2 separate regions of the Mus musculus genome follow, and region 1 is linked to region 2. A link is a contact called in ENCODE Hi-C or POLR2A ChIA-PET data. All regions are on one chromosome and are shown on one strand. Each heading gives the region's core, a stretch centred on a gene start or an enhancer-like site at or near the end of the contact. The rest is flanking DNA. Distances are from core to core; before and after follow the strand shown.

Region 1 (7,037 bases), core at 2,352-4,851, 46 kb after region 2:
AAATTAAATTCATGTTTTAGATCCATCCTTACTTGTCATTTTTCCAGTTTAGACTAGCTTCTAGCCTTTTAACTTTATGGCAATAGTACATCAGAGACTGTATATTCAGACTTAGTAAAATTAGTCATTTAATAGAGTCATAATGATTTTTCTCCTTTCTTCAGTGTGACCAGCCATTCTAACTCAATCTCAGACTGGTCTAATATTCAGTCCAATGTTAGAGATTCCTATATTCTAAATTACCTAGCAAAGTTAATTCAGAGCACATCCCCCACTTCCCCTAGACCCCTAACCTCAGAAGGATTGCTGGCCTTACAGCTAGTAGAAAAAGCTATTAAAGAGCAATTGTTCACTTAATACATTAGTAAAATGGAAGGACCCCCTGACTAATGAATAGAAGGGTCCAGATCCAGTTCTAATTTGGGGTAGGGACTCAGTTTGTGTTTTTTCACGAGATGAAGATAGAGCGCAGTGGCTGCCAGATAAATTAATTTGTTAGATGAACACAGATTCTAAATCTTCTAAAGTATCACCTTGAGGACTAAAATTCCTCTTTTGCTTAAAAGTCGGCTTGAGGACTCAGGCTCCGAAAAAGCTACTCTCTGAGCCAGCTCCCCGACAGGAGGCCGGAGACTAGCCTCAGCTTTACAGTTTGCATTTAAATAAAGTACCTAGAGTTCCCCAAAAGAAGTTCTGCTTTCCTACTTTCTCACTGTCTTTCAAGATTTTGTCTTTCAAGCAGGTAAATCAACATTCTCGAGACGGACCAGTGGATGTGCATCCCCGCCCCCCTAGAGCACACAGGTGGCAGCTGTTACCCCCAGTCTCAGGACATTTCCAGCACGTGGTTTTCAGTCTGAGTTAAAAATTAGGTTTACCAAGAGGGCTAGAAAAGTAGATATTTCTATATTAATAAAGATTGGTTTTTATTTTGATAGACAGGCTTAGCCCCTTAACTGACCTCTGGATTTTCACCCTTGCTGTTACTGCAAGGTGTCCTTAGCTCAATAGGCTGTAGAAAAAACAGGGATGAGGAGGAACGACTTCCAGCTCCTATTTTAGCCACAAATCGTGGTGTTACTAACGACATAATTCTTGCTTAGGCTTTACTAATTCTGAGGTTGATAATTCTCCTTTAGGAGCTGCACAGCACTCAAAACTGTGCATACTGGTTTATGATTGTACAAATTCAGTATGGGCACCGCTTGGTGCAGAACTACTGCAAGGGAAGGTCCAGCTTGACCATTTCTAAGTTTCCTGTGAGATAAACCCGGTTTAAAAGAGGTTGGTATCATATTTTGGTTAAAAATAAAAAATATTTTCCGGCTCTACCTCGCCTCCCCAAAAGATACCGAGAGCCACATGTGTGGGTTTTACCAGTACCCACGAAAAAAATCGGGTCCATGTCCACCCAAGCCAAGGTTAAAAACCCACTCATCTACGGATGAGAAAATCATTTGATCACCTCAGTTAAGCGTTGCCTTATTTAACTTAATTAATAGGGGGGAGAGAGATTGGAGACGTACTATTGAAAGGGCAAGCCCTTCACTGCCTCCCACCCAAATAAAAAAGCCAATTGGCCTTGTACTACAAGAGCCGGTCGAACTCCTTCTCCCTGTTTCCCACCTATCATCCAAAAAAGCTGAGAAATATCAACTTAGTGTTATTATAGTGTATTTCACATTTGTTCAGTCAAACTTAGCCAAAGTTCCAACGCCCTACTTAAAATTCAACTAGAAAGTTACCTACCAAGTACTAATTAGCATTATAAAGTCAGAGCCTACAGCTCCAGGCTTTTCAGTTAGTTGTTCACTAAAATAAGAAAGGACAGTCTTTAGCCAGATAGAGTTTACCATAAGAAAAGTTAAAGAATCCCAGTAAAGCAAGTTTTTTCTTTAGCCCTAGATTCCAGGCAGAACTATTGAGCATAGATAATTTTTCCCCCCTCAGGCCAGCTTTTTCTTTTTTTTAATTTTGTTAATAAAAGGGAGGAGATGTAGTCTCCCCTCCCCCAGCCTGAAACCTGCTTGCTCGGGGTGGAGCTTCCTGCTCATTCGTTCTGCCACGCCCACTGCTGGAACCTGAGGAGCCACACACGTGCACCTTTCTACTGGACCCGAGATTATTCGGCGAAAATCGGGTCCCCTCCCCCTTCCTTCATAACTAGTGTCACAACAATAAAATTTGAGCCTTGATCAGAGTAACTGTCTTGGCTACATTCTTTTCTCTCGCCACCTAGCCCCTCTTCTCTTCCAGGTTTCCAAAATGCCTTTCCAGGCTAGAACCCAGGTTGTGGTCTGCTGGCCAAACACAACAAATAATAATAATAATAATAATGAAAACAAATAACCTTTTGGCTTTGTCCCAGAGCAGTTATGTACTATTTTTAAAAATTTATTGTATTTTTATTTGTGTGTGTCTCTCTGTATGTGTTTCTGTGCACATGTGTAGATGCCCAAGGAGACCATAAGAGGGCATTGGATTCTCTAAAACTGGAGTTACTGGTGGTTGTGAGCCACCCGAATGGATGCTGGCCCTCTAGAAGAGCAACATGTGCTCTAAACACTGAGTTAACCATAAGCTAAGGTGGGAACCTACAGGCCACTTCTGGATGGAAGCGTATTAATATCCTCACCCTATGTAAGCACTGGAAGATTTCATCCCCTCCAAAACCAAACCAAACAAAACCACAAAATGATAGAGGATGGGAAGGTAAAAGGAAGTGATAAATGATAAAACTGTGAGGCTGCAATTTATAAAGCAGAAAGAAAAATATTAGGTTGCCATTAGCTAAGCTCTTCATTTCAGAAATAGCTGATATTTGTATGATGATAACTGGTTTAGTTTGAGGTAGCCAAGGCAGGTGGATCTTTGTAAGTTTGAGGTTAGCCTGGTCTATACAGTGAGCTCTGGGACAGGCTGGAATACATAAAGAGACAGACCTTGTCTCAAATGAACAAAAACAAGCTGAGGCATAGGCGTTCAATCCCAGCACTTGGGAGGCAGAGGCAGGTGGATCTCTGTGAATTCAAGGCCAGCCTGATCTACAGAGTGAGTTCTAGGATAACTAAGGCTACACAGAGAAACTGTCTCGGAAAAAAACAAACCAAACCAAACAAGCTGGAGGTCAGAAGAGGATGCCAGATTCCCTAGAACTGTAGCTACAGATGGCATACATCCCTTTCCACCCAAAACAGGACTTCTCTATGTAGCTGTTATCCTAGAACTAACTCTACACTAGGCTGGCTTTGAACTCACAGAGATCTGCCTTCCTCTACCTCCTGAATGCTGGAACTAAAGGAATGAGCTGCCCCCTCCTGGCTGATGGCACTCACCTTTAATCCTAACACTGTGGAGACAGAGGTAGGTAGATCTTTGACTCTGAGGCCAGCCTGGTCTTCATAGTAAGTTCAGGACAGAGACACCCACCCTGTCTTAAAACAAACAAACAACAAACAAAATCAAAAATACTTACGCAAATGCTCGGGAGGTACACCATATTGTAGGACTGGAATTTAGGAGTTACCAAGAGCAAGATATTTGCAGTTGAAACCACCTCAGGGAGGTTAACTGCAATGACAGTGGGTGAGACCGAAAGAACTAGAGACAGTGGAATGTTTGCATTGTGAAGAGAGCATAGAAGGGCCATAAGCAGAGATTCTGAATCAGGAAGGGTCAGCGTCATAGAACTGAGGGAGACACCCAGAGATGGAAGCCCTGCAATATCCAGAACCCAGAACGCACAGAATCCTCTCCATCTGCTATCTCCTCACTAAGACACTGGAATCCCTGGACCCAGAGTCAAAGACCTTCTCATTTACCCACTGACTTCTCACTCAGAGCCATGAGGCTCCTGACTTTCTTCTCTCCCTAAAAGTAAAAATAAAAATACCCTTGGCTCTTATTTTCATGTGCAAAGATCTAGGTTTTATAGGAACTAACGTTTACAAATACCTCTTTAGTAAAAGGAAACATGAGTATTTAGGTACAAAATTAAATAAATATTTTTGCTGTTGCTATTTTGAGAAAGGCTATCATCACACTAGAACGTGCCCTGTAGTCCAGGTTTGCCGCGGACTTGTGGTAATATAGCTATCTCAGCCAGCTGAATTCTAAGATTGCACGTGTGAGCCACCACGCTCAGGTCCAAATACATTTTTAAGTAAAAAAAAAAAAAAAAAAAAAAGCCAATGAATTGTTGGAAGCCAGACTTGGGTGGCCATGTCTTTAATCAAGTATTCTAAAGGCAGAGGAAAGAGGATGTGAGTTTTACAATAGAAGTTCCAGGCCAGTGTGCACTACAGTGTGACAGCCTATCTCAAGATAAAACAGAATGATCTACAAAGTGAGTTCCAGGACAGCCAGGGCTATACAGAGAAACCCTGTCTGGAAAAAAAAAGAAAGAAAGAAAGAAAGAAAGAAAGAAAGAAAGAAAGAAAGAAAGAAAGAAAGGAAGGAAGGAAGGAAGGAAGGAAGGAAGGAAGGAAGGAAGGAAGAAGGAAGGAAGGAAGGAAGGAAGGAAAGAAAGAAAGAAAGAAAGAAAGAAAGAAAGAAAGAAAGAAAGAAAGAAAGAAAGAAAGAAAGAAAGAAAGAAAAGAAGAAAGAAAGAGAGAGAGAGAGAAAGAAGACTTTATGCACAGTAAAGAAACTGGGACAGGGCTGCTCTAGGGCATGGGTCAAGTTTTTATTATAGATATGAGAGCAAGGACAGCCAGAGGCACCTGGAAGAGTCTAGATTGAAGAAAGAAAGAAGTAGACTGATTATGGCCAGCAGACCAGACATGGCCAGGGTTAGCTAGGAGGGAGGGAGACTGGGAGTGATTAATGGGGAGAGCAAGACAGCAAGAGATGGAGACCAGAGGAAGGAAGGGCTAAGATGCTGCTGTAGACATTGAAACAGGTAACAGGTACTTGTGACTGGGCCATGATATGTTGATAGGTGCCACAGACAGACAGACAGAGGCAAGAAAAATTAAGCCTTTTGGCAGATGGGAACCAGTTTCACAAGTTCCTGAGGAATGCTGCCTTTTATCTGACAGAAATGCTTCTGTTATTTGGACTGCCCGAGGCCTAACAAAAACTTTTTTTTTTTTTCTTAAATCGGGGTATTGACTATATCTTTTTTCTGCCTTGAACTCACTAGGCAGTTCAGGCTGGCTTCATATTGCCAGGAATCTTATTCTAACCTCTAGAATGCTTGAATTCCAAGTGTGAGTTACCATACCAGGAAAAAGTCGTTTTTCTTGAAGGGCGTGCTGGCTCACACCTTCAGTTCAGCATCAGGAAGCAGAGGTGGGAGGGTCACCTAGAGTCTGTGGCTAGCCTGATCTATACAGTGGGAGTCAGGGAGACTTTCAAAAGAAGTCCCGCCTCAAAAATAAAGAAATATATAAAATAATTTAAAAAATAAAAAAGGTGGATTTTCTTGACAGATACAGGATTTAAAATGGCACAGTCAAAATTTGTTTTCCCAAGAGAGGATCTATTGTAGATTTATTTTTTTCTTTTTGTAGCTTACTATTTCATTTCACCCAAATAGCACTGCTCAGGAGTAGAGAAAAGAAGGTAAGGTTAATCTAATGGTTAATGTTGACCTTGGTCCTGCTGTATTTAAGATCTTATGCAAAGTCAGCCTTCAGAAAGATCGGTCACTTCTTCCTGCGTTTTCTTCCCAGATCCCTTCATCCTCCCCATCTACAGTAGCCTACCACTCCTTGGGGTGGGATGAGGGGGTGGGGGGCAGGACGGATCTAAACAAGAAAGATCCTGCTTTCTCTCCTGGGTGTAATAACCCTGAAGGGAGAGGTGATGAAGAAATAATCATGGAAACTTTGGATTAGTATTTTAAGATAGGGTTGCACTAGGTAGTCCTGGCTGATCTAGTATATTTGTGTAGCCCAGTTTGGTCCCAAACTCAAAGCAATCCTACCGTCTAGAGATAATGACAGTTTCTTAGCATGTCCTTAAATCCAAAAGAGGCCACAGCCAAGAGGATCAGCCTCCCTCAGATGAAAGTTTCTGTTTCTAAAACAAAGTTCTTAACGTCCCCTAGCGGTTCCTCACATGCTTATGAGAGCTGCGGCTAAACTCAGAACAAGGGGGGGTCCCCCAGCGAAGGCAGTGCTTACCTTTGGGACATCAGAGGCCAGGTTTGTTGTCTGTCGCTAGGTCAGTCCTCTCCTTCTGTTGGCAGCCTCTCGCTCTTTCACACTCCCTCCTAGGAAAGCAGAGAGGTTTGTTTGCTGGGTCCCTTCTGCCCTGCACCCTGAATGCAGGTTCATGAATACTTCAGCTAAAACAGAATCAAGTTTCCGACACTCCCGTGGTGAGGAGGAAATTGATCCACTAGGTCGAATCGGAGCTAGTAACTCCACCAGGGCTGGGCAGCTGGTGATCCCTATAGGCTCATATATTGTCCTCAGCTGTCAGGGAAGGACTAGGAGGTGTGGCTTTGTAGGAGGCATGCCACTGGCAGTGGGCTTTGAGTTTTCAAGAGTCCAGACCCATTGTCTCTCCCTGCCTGTGGATCAGGATTTCTCAGCTATTTCTCCAGCACCAAGCTGTCATGTCTGCCACCATGCTCCCCACCATGATGATAACGGACCAAGCCTCTGAAACTGTAAGCAAGCCCACAATTGAAAGCTTTCCTTTGTAAGAGTTGCTGTGGTCATGGTGTCACTTCATAGCAATACAACAATGACTAAGACAGCACAAGGTTAATAGTGCAGATAATACCTCCTATGTAAAACCCATGGGTAGTGGAGTAGGCAGTCAGCCTTTTGGGGTATACAATGGATCTCTGAATTGACCTCATTTAGGGATTTGTTCAGCCTAGCTTTAGTGAAAAGAACCTAGGAGATGTTGGCTGCTGGGATTTTTTTTTAAAAATATATCTTATTTATTGACTTAGAGTCAAGGTTTCACTATGTAGCTCTGGCTGGCCTGGAGTTCTCTATGTAGTCCAGTCTGACTTGGAAGTCCCTATGTAGACTAGGCTGGTCTGGAACTCACACAGAGCTACCTTCTTCTGATTCCCA
Region 2 (7,329 bases), core at 2,897-5,396:
TCTTAGAGCCCAGAAGGGAGCTGTGGATGGAGGCTTGACAATTCCTCACAGTATCAAACTGTTCTGATTAGGATTCTGAACGCAAACTCAATATAGAGCTGAGTGATGGTGGCACACACCTTTAATTCCAGTACTGGGGAGGCAGAGGGAGGAGGATCTCTTAAGTTAGAGGCCAGCCTGGTCTATAAAGCAAGTTCCAAGACAGTCAGGGCTCTCTTAACACAGAGAAACTCTGTCTTGAAAAAACAAAACACACACACACACACACACACACACACACACACACAAATCAACAATCAATCAATCAATAAATGGGAGGTGGGGTGAGGCAACTTTTGCCAGGTGGTGATGGTACACACCTTTCCCAGAGGCAGGCAGGTTGATGTGACTTTGAGGCCAGCCTGGTCTACAGAGTGAGTTCCAGGACAGCCAGGGCTGCACAGAGAAAGCATGTCTCAAAATAACAAGACAAACAAACCAACAAACAAAAAAAGCAGAAGTACTGCTCGAAGTCCAAAGCTAGCATGGGCTATACTGAGAGTTAGAAGTTAGCCAGAAACTGTGAAATCCTATTGCAAAATAAAAGCATTAGAGAGATAGCCAGCATATCGTGTTTCCCAAACAAGTCCCAAGTCCTGGAGTCTGGATCCTCAGGCCCCAAACCTGTAATCCTAGTACTCATAAGGCAGAAACCCACTCTGAGCTGGCTATCTACACATGCTAGAATTGGCAAACCCTTGGTTCAGCAAGACCCTGCTTCCATAATAAAGAGAGGAGTGATCAAGCAATAAACCTGATATAAGTCTTTGAATTCTACATATATGTACACCCACCCATATACCTCTACTCCCAAACATGGGTAGGAACACTGTGACCATTGATATCAACTTAACAGAATTTAAAATGACTTGTGAAATGGAAATCTGTGCAAGCCAATGAGGAATTATTTTGACTATGTAGAGGTGGATGGACCAGCCCACCGTGAGTGGTACCATTCCATAGACTTCATAAATACACAAATAAAGAGAGCGATTGGAGGAGCAGCAGGATGAGACACTCCCTCTGTTTCCAGATTGCAGAACAATGTGACCAGATGCTTTAGGCTTTTGCCACTGTGATTTCCCCGACCATCATGGATATGATCTGGAACTTGGAACCAGGATCAGCCCCCTTAACCTTCAAATGATTTTGTCAGATTATTTGATCACAGTAACTGAAAAAGAAACTCAGACATAGGCAAACTACACACAAACACATGGGGGAAAAGACAGAAAATAAGTATACCTTATCTGAAATGGGGAAAGGAAGCAATCAGAATACAGAAAACACTTACGATGCTAAGAATACTTACTTGTTGTCATAATAAGTCAGTCAGGTTTTTGGCATATTAAGTAATGACAATGTGATTCTTTATGTGCAACATACTTGTCTTCCAGTATTTCAGCTTCCATTCTAAGACTTTTCTGACCAAAGCTTCATCATTTACCTGAATCAATACTGAGGACATCATCATCTTCATCAGGAATCTCAATGATCTCTGTGGGCCGGGAAGCTTCATCCTCAGAGCTACTGTCATGATACTGTAGTCCCAGCTTAGAGTAGAAATCCTTCACCAAAGACTCACAGTTAGTCACTTCCCTGATATTGGAACACATGCAGAAAAGATCAAAGCCAGTGGAGACAGTGCAGTACAAGAGCATTACAATGTATATACATTTATACAATACCTAGCCTCTGAGCTCACACATGTAATCCTAGTCCTTAGCCTGAGGAACCAAGACTAGCTAGGTTTGAGGTCACTTTGGTCAATAGAGTTCATGGTCAATAGAGTTCATGGTCAATACAGTTCATGGCCAGCATGGCCTACAGAGTAAGAAACCTTTAGACAGAACAAAAACAGAACCCAGCACTCAGGAGGCAGAGGCAAGCAGATCTCTGAATTCCAGGCCAATTTGGTGTACAGAGGTAGTTCCAGGACAGCCAGAGTTACAAAGAAACGGTCTCAAAAATAAAACAAAACAAAAACAGAAACAAAAACAAAAAACAACCCCCCCCACATACAAAACACAACACAGTAACAGGAAATTATGTATATTTAAATATAGACTGTTTGCTCTACATGTTCCAAAGTACCTATTTAGAATGCTTTTCCACAGAATGTTTGTTTCCATGTAATTCTTCTATGAAACAATTTTCTAGACTTCAATTTTCCACCTGCTGTTACAAAAGTCCTAATATCTGATATTTATTATCTATGTGGCTTTGGGAACTAAGAAGACAGCTTTAAATATCAACTTCATTTTGCTGGGTGCTGTGAAACATCCCTTTAATCTCACCACTGGAGAAACAAAGGCAGATGGGTCTCTATGAGTCCAGCTCAATATGGTTTATATGGTGAGTTCTAGGGCAGCCAATTCTACGTAAAGAGACTTTGTATCAAAAATGGATGAACGAATGAAACCCCAATCAACTCAACAAGCATAAGCTAGGATCATTTCATTGCAGCTCTTAGGAGGCAAAAGTCGGCAGATCTCTGCAAGTTGCAGGCCAGCAAGATTTAGGTATTGGGATTCTGTCTCAGAAAAACAGAAAAGACAGCAACTCTACAATCTTCACTTTCTGGGGATCTTAGGAAGGAAGTTCAGTCCAGGAGGAAGAGAAGGGAATTCAAGCCTTTAACCTAACTACTGCTGATCACATAGCAGCTACCCACAGGGAAAAAGTGTTCTGTTGCAACTCTGCATTACAAACTCAGAGGAAGAGTAAGGCCCCACCTGACTGAAGTCGCCAAAGTATAAAGTGCTTAGGACAATGACAACAACAGTCACTCCAAGGAGGACACAGATGGACATTTACTTCTGCTTCCTGGAATCCCTACCTGGATGCATCATCAAACAGCCGATCAACATAAGCCACTTCAGACTCTTTCTGTAGTACCCACGTCTCCAGCTCTGCGAGCTGCTTCTTGCGCTGCTGTATGCAGTCCATCTTTTCCAGTTCCTCATCAATGTACTGACGAAGTTCCTCCATAGAGATACCCAGCTCTTCAACCACCGCCTGCTGCAGCTCAGCAATCTCTGCAGAGTCAGCTGCAGCTGGCGCTGCAGCCAAACTCATGCACCCAGGGAGGGAGGACATGCTTTGGCCCTGTGCAGGATGAACAAGAAGCGAAAACAACTCTAACCGAGGCTCACACCATTTCTGTCTCATAATCAAAAGCCTGCAAACTCTGTTCTCTCCCCTCCTCCTCCACAAGGCGATCTGGAGATTTCCCGGGGAGCCTCATCTTCTCACACAGACCCAAGCTCTGGGTAACAACTAAGAGCGGGGAGACCCTGGAGAACTCCAACACGCACCAGGGAGCTAGCTAAAACAAGGTTTCAGGAAACCGAAGAGTGCTTATCGACCAAGGAAGATACTTCTGGGAGCTACTTGTTCCTTAATTGGCTCTGTCACTACACCGAGTCTAACCGAGGCACCGGCGGCTGGAGACAGGTGAGCCGCAATGAACTAATTCCACCCGGGTTGTTTAGTCCTCCTTTTCCTCGCGGCTCTTTGCTTTCCCGTGGCAAGGTGGCTTTTAAAACCTCCTAGGGCCATGCAAGAGGGCAGCTGCACAAGGGATGGGCTTCCCGGCTGCACCAGGCCCTGGGAGTCTGCGACCAGCAAAGAAGAAAAGGGACGAAGAGAGGAAAAGTCGGACATCCCTACGTGATCAGAGCAAAAGCTTGAAGCCATGGCGACCACCCAGCAGCCACACTCGGAATAACGCGCACAGGCGCTTGGCCGCCCGGGCCACGCAGAACCGCAGCAGCCTCCAGCCTGCCGCCCTCCTGCTTTCCCGCGCCTCATCGACGCACCGCCTCACCCACGCACCGCCTCGCGCCCACCCGCAGCCGCCGCCTCAGGCCCGCCCGCCCCCGGCTCGCTCCTCTCCCGCCAAGTTCCCACACACAGCCCCAGCCTCGCACCAGCCAAGCCTCCCAGGTCCACCTCGGCCTCAGCGCACCTCAGTCCGTCCTCCCCACAACTCTGGCGCCCGACCGCAAGGGCCGCGTCTCACAACCCCGACCCCAGGTTTTACTCCAGGGCTCCGCCTTGCCAAACCCAGGCAAACTGAAGGAGAGACGGCGGGGGAGGGGAAACAGCGTGAGGAGGCAGGAGGGGGCGGGGAGCAAACCGACGGTCCGGAAGCAATAGGGAGCGTCCTTCCGGCCTCTCCGACGGTAGCCCGAAGGGACCAAATTTATTGCATAGCGCTGCGGTACAGGGGTTATGGGAATTTAAGGAGAGTATGCATGTGTGAAGTAGGGCATTTCCAGATAAGGGGCTAGTTGGACAAAGCAGGTATTTTCCGGAGTCATTTATGGAAGCTCTTCCCCTACAGGTGGCCAATATAGTTGATTATTGTTTTAATTTGAAGATTTTTTTTAGTAATAAAATTAATTTTTTAGCAAAATTAATGAGTGTTCATATAGGAAATAAGAAAAATACAAATAAACAACAACAAAAAACTCATCATTTTATCACTGAGATTGTGTAGTTTTCATCTTTCACAAGATTAAGGTTTTTTGTTTTTTGAGGTTTTTTTTTGTTTTTGTTTTGTTTTGTTTTTGTTTTGTTTTGTTTTTTTGTTTTTTTTTTTTGTTTTTTTTGTTTTTTTTTTTTGAGACAGGGTTTCTCTGTATAGCCCTGGCTGTCCTGGAACTCTCTCTGTAGCCCAGGCTGACCTCGAACTCAGAAATCTGCCTGCCTCTGCCTCCTAAGTGCTGGGATTAAAGGTGTGCACCACCACTGCCCAGCTCTCATTTCTTTCTTTGCTTCTTTCTGCCTACTCATCTTTGAATGCCATTACTTTCACAGCAGATCTGGCCAATCTCCCAGCACTGCTCACACCCCTCTAGCCTAAGAACAGCCTTACAAATAAACTGCCAAACTCAAGTACACTGTCTTCTTCCACTGTCCTCCCATAACCCTGCCTGCAAGGGTAAAGGAAGCTGAAACACAGAAATAAAGAGCAGACTCAAGAAGTGTTTTGTTGTGGTAGTTTTAACATGGGGTCGTGCTTTGTAATCTTGGATGGTCTGGCACTTGCTATGTAGACTGTGCAAAGATCTACCGGCCTCTGTTTTCTACCTGTTGGGATTAACCTGTGAGCCACCATGTCCTGCAAGGTATCTATATAAAATATATTTTTCTGTACACCTGTGTGTCTGTGTATGCATATGTGCCCATAAGTGCAAGTTGGCCTCAAAAGCCCGAAGAGAATACTGGATTCTATGGAACTGCAGTTACAGACAGTTGCCATCCAACATAGGCACTAAAATTCAAACTCAAAATAATCTGGAAAACAATAAGTGTTCTTAAATACGAAATCATTTTCCAGCCCTTGTGTGTGTTTGTGTGTGTCTTTAAGGAATCCAAAACATTTGGGCAGCCATGGCCCTCGTGTTCTTGGCAACAGAGCCCAAAAAACCGGTCCCGGAGTTTACTTACACAGCAGAGGACTTAGCCCTCATTTTCAAAGATTCCAGTCATCAGTTCAACAAAAATAAGAGACTGTGGTACACCTCTGGGGGAGAGAAAATCCTGCCACAAAGACAAGCAGAGGCTATGATCAAACAGATGCACCAGTGGACTCACCTAGGGGTAAACAAGCTTATCCAGACATTCTCCAAGACTAAGTACCATGTACCAGGGTTAAAACACCTTGTGGAGCAGGTGGTGCACAAGTGTGTGCCCTGCAAAAGTCAATGTCTACTGCACTATGGTGCATCCAGGGAAGAGGTACCCGGGAGACAGACCTGGCACCTACATGGAGGTAGACTTTACTGAGGTATGACCTGGAAAATATGTATATAAATACCTTCTGGCTTTTGTGGATACGTTCTCAAGATGGGTAGAAGCTTTTCCCTGTAAAAATGAGACTGATCAGATGGTCATTAAGGTTATTGAAGCCGGGCAATGGTGGTGCATGCCTTTAATTCCCACACTCGGGAAGCAGAGGCAGGCAGATTTCTGAGTACGAGGCCAGCCTGGTTTACAGAGTGAGTTCCAGCACAGCCAGGGCTACACAGAGAAATCCTGTATCGAACCCCCCACCCGAAGAAGGAAAAGGAGAAGAAGAAGAAGAAGAAGAAGAAGAAGAAGAAGAAGAAGAAGAAGAAGAAGAAGAAGAAGAAGAAGAAGAAGAAAATTTTCCAAGGTTCAGAGTGCCAAAAGGCCAAAAGCAATAGTGTCAGATAATGGTCCTGCCTTTGTTGCCCAGGTAAGTCAGGGCATGCCCAAATATTTAGAGGTCGAATGGAAATTATTGTGTGTACAGACCTCAAAGCTCAGGACAGGTAAAAAGGATAAATAGAACCCTAAAAGAGACCTTGACAAAAGTAACCATGGAGACTGGCACAGACTGGGTGGTGCTCCCCCCTTCATTTAGAACCAGAAATACTCTCTCTTGATTCAGTCTTACTCCTTTTGAGATCCTTTATGGGGCTCCCACACTCCGCACTGTCTTAAATGATGTGATTGAACACACATGTTGTTGTAATAATTATCTGTATGCTAGGTTAAAAGACTTGCAGGTGAGGCAGAAGGAAGTCTGGTTACAACTGGCTGCAGCAAAGATCTGGGTACCCCAAAGACATCTCACCAGTTCCAGGTCGGAGATCTGATTGATCTAAGTGCATCTGCATTGCAGCCAGACCCTCAAGCCTTGCTGGAAGGGTCCCTATCTAGACTTGCTTACTACCCCTTCTTATCCTGTTTCTGCTCTTAACCTTTGGCCCATGCATCCTTAATCGCTTGTTATTAAATTCAAGTACAAGTTTTGATGCTCAGACAACAATACCAGCAGCTGCAACAAAGTGAGACATCATTTCAGGATTGAGATATACCAGAGAAAAGGGGGGAATGTAAAATCCAAAATAAATTCAAGACCACTGTACTGGCTAGTTTTGTGTCAACTTGACACAGGCTGGAGTTATCACAGAGAAAGGAACTTCAGTTGAGGAAATGCCTCCATGATCCAACTGTAAGGCATTTTCTCAATTAGTGATCAAGGGGGAAAAGGCCCCTTGTGGGTGGGACCATCTCTGGGCTGGTAGTCTTGGTTCTACAAGTGAGCAGGCTGAGCAAGCCAGAGGAAGCAAGCCAGTAAAGAACATCCCTCCATCACCTCAGCATCAGCTCCTGCTTCCTGACCTGCCTGAGTTCCAGTCCTGACTTCCTTCAGTGATGCACAGCAATGTGGAAGTGTAAGCCGAATAAACCCTTTCTTCCCCAGTTGGTTCTTGGTCATGATGTTTGTGCAGGAATAGAAACCCTGACTAA

The links. Hi-C counts contacts between places; a loop is a spot of excess contacts on that map. ChIA-PET counts read pairs that join two places held with the same protein, here RNA polymerase II (POLR2A).
Region 1: a map of mouse trophoblast stem cell shows a loop between it and region 2 (2.0-fold over the local background). The contact joins the promoter of 4930558C23Rik here to the promoter of Setdb1 in region 2. A Hi-C loop is called at or near these places in 8 of 37 maps with a recorded cell type or tissue (CH12.LX, Patski, T-helper 1 cell and 4 more). POLR2A ChIA-PET finds 5 or more read pairs at or near these places in 1 of 5 experiments (Patski).

What each region holds. Positions count from the first base shown.
Region 1 is chr3:95,399,231-95,406,267 of GRCm38, forward strand. It overlaps 4930558C23Rik (RIKEN cDNA 4930558C23 gene), which reads right to left and starts at 3,602. Exons shown (of 2, transcript NM_001384190.1): 1 at 3,476-3,602.
Region 2 is chr3:95,353,056-95,360,384 of GRCm38, forward strand. Setdb1 (SET domain, bifurcated 1) reads right to left here and starts at 4,147. Exons shown (of 22, transcript NM_018877.3): 1 at 4,010-4,147; 2 at 2,879-3,147; 3 at 1,487-1,638. The coding sequence starts at 3,138.